Regions from separate parts of the Homo sapiens genome. Here region 1 is linked to region 2. Evidence: read pairs that join two places in POLR2A ChIA-PET (ENCODE). Cell type or tissue: PC-3. All regions are shown on one strand.

The links. ChIA-PET counts read pairs that join two places held together with the same protein. Peaks named below come from ENCODE experiments on the same cell type or tissue, not always from the same donor. Only the 100,000 strongest peaks of a DNase experiment are listed, where the experiment ranks them.
Region 1: POLR2A ChIA-PET joins it to region 2 with 5 read pairs; 2 of 35 experiments call an interaction of 5 or more read pairs at or near these places.

The regions. Positions count from the first base shown.
Region 1 is chr13:101,266,157-101,270,156 of GRCh38, forward strand. All of the region lies in intron 10 of NALCN (sodium leak channel, non-selective), which reads right to left. Among named protein-coding and RNA genes, the nearest start is that of NALCN, 150 kb to the right of the region's middle. In PC-3, no CTCF peak of the experiment used is centred here; a DNase peak (open chromatin) is centred at 1,725; H3K27ac peaks cover 2,761 bases.
Region 2 is chr13:101,419,477-101,423,476 of GRCh38, forward strand. No RefSeq gene overlaps it. Among named protein-coding and RNA genes, the nearest start is that of NALCN, 5.0 kb to the left of the region's middle. In PC-3, no CTCF peak of the experiment used is centred here; no DNase peak of the experiment used is centred here.

The DNA.
Region 1 (4,000 bases), 150 kb before region 2:
CTAGCCTGCAGTGGACACCGTGTGCTCTGTAACTCTCATTATTTCAGTCTTGGAAAGCACTCTAAGGATTTGAAAGTAGAGATGCAGTCAGTTGCTTACAGGGAAGGCCTGAAGGTGTAACATAAGAAATCAGGTGGAAGAGATTAGTAATCTTGAAATGGACCGTGAACATTTATAAACTTTCAAAATGATCTAAAGCTATCTTATCTTTTTTTGTGGTATAAATGCTTAAGTACTTCATAAAAGCTCTTTCTATTAAATTTCTCCAATAATTTTTCCTATGAAACAGTAACTTAAAGATTCTGAAGACTGTAGGCAAAGAGACAAAATAGTGGTCTCAGAGGTTGCAATAAATATAAATTAGGATAATGAATAGTACAGCTCAGAAATGAAATCTGTCTTTAAATTGCTGCTTGAGTGAGTAAAACAACTCAACTTAGTAAAACAAAGTCTCCTCCACTGAATACTGCATCAGCCATGTACTAAAACTTGTGTTTTAATTGGATTTTGAAATAAACTTATTTGGAGAACAATGCAATTACATGATGAAATTCTCAGAAACCATCTTGCATATGAGCCATGAACATAAGAACAAGGACACAATGTAAAAGACCAAATGCATAAAACCTAAAATAAATCTCCCATTTGCAAGTGGGACATCTTTTGCTTCCCTTATTTAGAAGACATCTGGATATTCATTACTTCTACTATCAATGTACACAATTATTCTGTCCAATACAAAGAATTTATATGAAAAAGGTAACACTTATATCAACACTGAAAACATAACCAGTGGATATCCTTAGAGACTGCCTTTCCCATCTGTCTGTTCCTGATGCGTCCTTAGAGAGTCAGGACAGAAGGGAATCCACATGTCCATCTCCACAAAGGTACCAAGAGCCTATGATTTCAGTGGACACCCTGCCAGCTGCCACGCCCTATCAGTGGCTGGCTCTCTTTATTGGAATGGAGAGCCGAGTAAGGGAATCCTGGACAGACCCTTTATCTCTAGGCCATGTGAGTATAGCTTTCACTCTACTCTGTAAGAGTAAGGTTAGATGTGAAATCACAAATCAACAAACACATGTGGATGTTATTTTTTTCAATCACCAGCTCCTCTTGACTTTACAACACAAACTAGATTTTAACAAGAAGGAAAAAGCACCAGTAATGGCTGGTGTGAAAGAAATCACCTCTAAGCAGGATTGATTATGATGCCAAGCCAGTGATTTTCAAATTCCTCTTAGCCTGTGTGAAAAAACCCAGTGGCCTCCAATTGAATTCACCTCCCTGTATCCACACATCCTTGGCAGTATCCTCCACACCAACTCCAGACTCAGCCATGTGACTTATTTTGGTCAGTGAGATGGTAGCAAAGGTGAAGTAAGCAGAGACTTGGAAAATACTTGTGTATTAGAAATTACTCTTGCTGCTCTTGGAACCCCGAGCGACCACATCAACCCTGCAGCCTAGCCTGTTGCATGGTGGCCAGGTGGCCATGGGCCCTGCCATTCTCTTCATTCCAATTAATGGCGAGCCACACCCAAAATCAGAGATGCCAGCTGACGAGTGGCTGACCGCAGAGGCAGGGGTGAGCTCAGCTGTAGTCAGCTGAGATTGGCTCAGACTAGCAGGGCTGTTCAACTGATCCGCAAATTCATGAGCAAGAGTTAGTGTCTGTCCAGGCCATTAAGTTTTAGGATGCCTTGTGGTTTAGCAAAAGCTATTATACCTACCAAGCTGGTTTCCTCTTCCTGGCATATAGCTCATCTACATCACTCAGCTTACTATTACTGAAGTGGAGCAATGTGATTGGTTCTCACAACCAGAACAGAAATGGAAGTGATGCATCACTTTGGATGTGTCACTTTGAGAAAGGGTGTGCCTTCTCGAAAGTCTCCCTCTCTCTTTCCCTCTACAGTGATGTTGGAAACTAGGTACTTTGGATGGAGGCATCAAAAATTCCACTTTCTGCAAACAAAATTTTGCAACGTGTTTACATAGACATGTATGACATGTATGTATGTATATGCCATCTCTGACTGCAGTGGGAGTGCAGCTTGCCCCAGCTGTGGTGTGCTGGAGCTGCAATCACATCTCTCTCCACCTTCATGTTTACTGATGTCATGTTGGTGACTTGAAATTGGCCATGGTGGGAGCATTTACATTATGGAAAGCAGAAAATGCTAACAGTCAGGACTCCTGGACTTCAACTTGATTGTTCACCACCCAGCTCCCCCAGCTCTTATGGCATCTCTGAGTCTGCTGTAGGGTATTTGAAAACTCATACATTGATCATAAATAATAACCCTTGTGGGAAGGGGAGACTATTTTCTGGGCTTTTCTAAGGTGTTTAGCTTTGTTACTCTAGTCTGGGTCATATATATTACATATAGTCCTTTTCTGCTGTTTAGAGACTCCTTATCAATCATAATGCCATGGCAGTCACATAGCTATGATGCCTTACTAAGCACTAGGAGCACACAAAAGCCATTTCTGGGCATTGGGATACTGCCACTAAGACTACAGAGATACAAATATATCAGTTAAAGTAAGAAATATTTAAAACAGAACTTTTCCTATATCCTGCCCAATAAAATCATCTGTCTTGAATTGATTTAAAACATGGGAAATTTTCTTTATGAAAGCTTCAATTTAGGACAACATGTATTTCCTAGAGTACAATGCCATAATGGATATTCACAATTTAAACTATCTTATAGAACACTACTTAAAATCTCCTGGTTTCCTCACACTTTGTGGCCTACATTTATGGATTAGTAGGAGAAAGGAAAAGTAAATGATGACATGTACAAAAACCTTTCAATTAACTAACCTATAATTTATGGATTAAGAACTCAATACCCCTGCATGACTTCATTATTGACTTGGAAGAAAAATTAAGAATAAACATGCTAAAATCTTGGCTTTTCAACAATGAAGTGTTCACTTTGCTTACTTGGCTGGACATGGGTAAGAAAAATAAAAAATATTAGTTATTCCGCAACACTTTTCTTTCATGTTCCTTGGTGTCCAGAAAGAGTAGAAAAAGCTCATATATATATATATATATATATATATATATTTTAGCCTGGTGTTCCTAAGCTTCAGTACTCAGTTCCTGCAAGGCTGGATTCATAGTAGATTCAACAATAATTTTTGATATAACTTAATTTCCTCCATGTACTCAATTGGCCATGGAGCATCTTCTGCCTCCTTCTGAGGAAAGTAGCCTCGGGGGTGAAACATTTCTCTATCTCCTGTATTAAATGAAAGTAATGTTGGTACTGTTGACATAGTTAACTGGACCATGAGCCAGGCTTCAGAAAGGCAGTTTCCCCTGAGGTGTCTTAGCAAGGACTCCTAAAAGAGGGATGCTGTAACCTAGATGGTGGTCCCAAGACCCTTTCATCCCCTTCCCTATCTTTGGCATGTATTAATACAAAGTGAGTAAAACAAATTAGGACACTAGAGTTCAAGCAATACAATCTTGTTGCTTCAAGTAATATGATCTCCTATTCCAGGAAGCCACACCATTCTGCTTTGGGCACAAGAAGACCCAGGGTGATGGTCAACAAAGGAGGCCTCACTATACATGTTCCAGCAGTAAGTCTCAGCCTGTGGCAGTCACCAGGGCTGTCCCTTCTTCATGACCCTCTGATTCTGACATACACTCAAGTGTCAGTGAAATACTAGAGTAAAAATTAAGAATGAAAATGCTAAAATCTTGGCTTTTCAACGGTGAAGTGTTGACCTTGCTTACTTGGCTGGACATAGGTAATAATAAAAATAAGAATATTAGTCCTTCCACAATAATTTTCTCTCATGTTCCCTGGTGTCTAGAAAGAGTAGAAAAATCCAACCATTATTTTTTTTAGCCTGATGTTCCTAGACTTCAGTACTGAGTTCCTAAAAGGATGGACGCATTAGATTAAACAATTTGAATATACATGATGTTTTATATTTTTCTCACTAGTACTCCGCCAACCACATAGTTACT
Region 2 (4,000 bases):
TGACTGTGAGGCCTCCCCAGCCATGGGGAACCGTGAGTCCGTTAAATCTCTTTTTCTTTGTAAATCACCCAGTCTCCAGTATGTCTTTATCAGCAGGATGAGAACAGACTAATAATACAGGAAGTAGCTATGAAATGCAAGACAGCAAGAATTTGATGAAAACAGGGTATTTGTTTTTCACTAACTCATTTGTTCCTACTGCTTATTTCCACCTTAATTAGTATTTCACTGGACACCATGGTGAGTTACTGGGAAAACAATAGGCATGCTAAAAGAGAAATTTGAAAATCCATGGAGGGACTGTCCTGTGCTCTATGGAAATATAGACACTGAATCAATTGGAGAAGAATTCTGCTCGAATATAATTATGTTTCATTTGATTTATGAGTAGATTATGCTTTAGTAACTACACAAGACTGTAATATTTTTGAGACTCTCATTAAGATTAGGTTTTTTTTTTTTTGAGATGGAGTCTCGCTCTGTCACCCAGGCTGGAGTGCAGTGGCGCAGTCTCGGCTCACTGCAAGCTCTGCCTCCCGGGTTCACGCCATTCTCCTGCCTCAGCCTCTCCGAGTAGCTGGGACTACAGGCGCCCGCCACCACGCCCGGCTAATTTTTTTTTATTTTTAGTAGAGACAGGGTTTCACCGTGGTCTCGATCTCCTGACCTCATGATCCACCCGCCTCGGCCTCCCAAAGTGCTGGGATTACAAGCGTGAGCCACCGCGCCCGGCCTAAGATTAGTTTTAATCCGTATACACTTGTTTATGTTCTGTGATTTCAAGACCCACATGTCACCAAATATTGCTATGATGAACTTTTAGATGCTCTTTGGGCAGGGAAAATTAAGGTTTAGAATACACACCTAAAAATGTAAACAGGCTAACTAATAGGCATCTCCTGCTTGTTGCCTCACTAACATGGATTTACATGTACAGGCGTTCCTGGAAGACAGTGCAATTTGGTTTCAGACCAATGCAATAAAGTACATATCACAATGAGGCAAGTCACACAATTTTTTTTTATATTCCAATGCATATATAAGTTATGTATACACTGTACTGTATACTAAAATATATATATATCTTAACTTAAAAATACTTTATTGCCAAACAATGCAAATGATCATCTGAGCCTTCTGTGAGTCTGTGAGTCATAACCTTTTTTTTTTTTTTTTTTTTGAGTATCACTCTTGTCACCCAGGCTGGAGTGCAATGGTGCAATCTTGGCTCACTGCAACCTCTGCCTCCTGGGTTCAAGTGATTCTCCTACCTCAGCCTCCTTAGTAGCTAGGACTACAGGCGTGCATCACCACGCCCAGATAATTTTTGTATTTTTAGTAGAGACGGGGTGCGATCATGTTGGCCAGGCTGGTCTTGAACTCCTGACCTCAAATGATCCGCCCGCCTTGGACTCCCAAAGTGCTGGGATTACAGGCGTAAGCCACTGTGCCCAGCCCCTCATAACCTATTTGTTGGAGGAGGGTCTTGCCTCATTGTTGATGACTGCTGGTTGATCAGGCTGGTGCTTACTGAAGGCTGGAGTGGCTGTGGCAATTTCTTAAAAATAGACAAGCATGAAGTTTGCCACATTGGTTGACTCTTCCTTTCATGAGAGATTTTTCTGTAACATGCCATGCCATTCAATGGCTTTTTACCCACAATAGAACATTTATCAAAATTGCAGTCACTCCTCTCAAACTCTGCTACAGCTTTATCAATTAAGTTTATGTAATATTCTAAACCCTTTGTTGTCACTTCAACAATGTTCACAGAATCTTTACGAGGAGAAGATTCCATCTCAAGAAACCACTTTCTTTGCTCATCCATAAGAAGCAACTCATCCATTTAAGTTTTATCATGAGATTGTAGCAATTCGGTCACATCTTCAGGCTCTATTTCTAATTCTAGTTCTCTCACTATTTCCACTAAATCTGCAGTTACTTCCTCCACTGAAGTTTTGAACCCCTCAAAGTCATCCACGGGGGTTGGAATCAAGTTTATCCAAGCCCCTGTTAAAGCTGATATTTTTATATTCTTCCATGAATCAGGAATGTACTTAACAGCATCTGGAATGGTGAATCCTTTCCAGAGGGTTTTCAATTTACTTAGTCCAGATCCACCAGAAGAATAGCTATCTATAGCAGCTATAGCCTTACAAAATGTATTTCTTAATAAGACTTGAGAGTTAAAATGGCTGCATAATAAATGTGTTAGCAGGCATGAAAATAACATTCATCCCCTCTCCAGCAGAGCTCATGGATAACTAGGTACATTGTCAACGAGCAGTAATAGTTGGAAAAGAATCTTTTTTTTTTTTTCTGAGCAGTAGGACTCAACAGTGGGCTTAAAATATCCAGTAAACCAGAGCTGGGTGTGGTGGCTCATGCCTACAATTCTAGCAATTTGAGAAGCTAAGGAGGGAGGATTGCTTGAGCCAGGAGTTTGAGACCCTGTCTGTACAAAAATTCAAACAATTAGCTAGGCATAGGGCATATGCCTGTAATCCCAGCTACATGGAAGGCTGAAGCAGGACGATTGCTTGAGCACAGGAGGTTGAGGCTGCAGTGAGCTGTGTTTGTGCCACAGCACTCTAGCCTGGGTGACAGAGCAAGACTCTGTCTCAAAAAAAAGATAATAGAAAAAAGAAAAAAGAAATTCCAGTGAACCATGCTGTAACACATGTGCTGCCATCTAGACTTTGTTGTGCTATTTCTAGAGCACAGGGGGAGTAGATCTAGCATAATTCTTAAGGGCTCTAGGAGTTTGGGAATGGTGAATGAGCAATGGCTTCTACTTAGTCACCAGCTGCATTAGCCCCTCACAACAGAGTTAGCCTGTCCTTTGATCTTTGAAGCCAGACACTGGCTTCTTCCCTCTAGCTATAAAAGTCCTAGATGGCATCCTCTTCCAATAGCAGGTTGTTTTGTCTACATTGAAAATCTGTCATTGAGTATAGCCACCTTCATTAGTTATCTTAGTGAGAACTTCTGGATAACTTGCTGCAGCTTCTGCATCAGCTGCTTCACCTCATATTTTTATGTTACGGAGCCAGCTTCTTTTTCTTAGACCTCATGAATCAGTCTTTGCCAGCTTCATATTTTTCTTTTGCAGCTTCCTGACCTCTCTCAGACTTCATAGAACTGAAGAGAGTTAAGGCCTTGCTCTGGATCAGGCTTTGGCTTCAGGGAATGTAGTGGCTGGTTTCATGTTCTATCCAGATTACTACAACTTTCTCCATATCAGCAAAAAGGCTGTTTTGCTTTCTTATTACTCGTGTGTTCACTGGAGTAGTACTTTTAGTTTCCTTCAAGAACTATTCTTTTGCATTCACAACTTGGCTAACTGTTTGGGGCAAGAGGCCTAGCTTTTGATCTATCTCAGCTTTTGACGTGCCTTTCTCACTAAACTTAATCATTTCTAAGTTTTGATTTAAAGAGAGAGATTTGGAACTCTTCCTTTCACTTGAACACTTAGAGGCAATTGTAGGGTTATTAATTGACATAATTTCAATATTGCCATGTTTCAGGGAATAGAGAGGTCCATGGAAAGGGAGAAAGAAGGAGGAACAGCCAGTTGGTAGAGCAGTCAGAACACATACAACATTTACTGATTAGGTTCTCTACCATGGACATGGTTCATGATGCTCCGAAACAATTACAATAGTAACATCAAAGATCACTGATTACATATTGCCATCACAGATACGATAATAATGGAAAAGTCTGAAATATTGAGAATTACCAAAATGTGACACAGAGATACAAAATGAGCACATGCAGTTGGGGAAGCAGCCCCGATAGACTTGCTTGAGGCAGGGTTGCCACAAACCTTCAATCTGTAAAAACAAAATACAATATCTGCAAAGCACAATAAAATGAGATGTGCCTGTACAGAATTCAGCCTTGGCAGAATAGATGCATTTTGATAATGGAGTGCATTGGGAAATTTAAGGCAGTTTGCCTCCCAGATCGCCCAGCAGGAAACACGATGTGGAGTGTC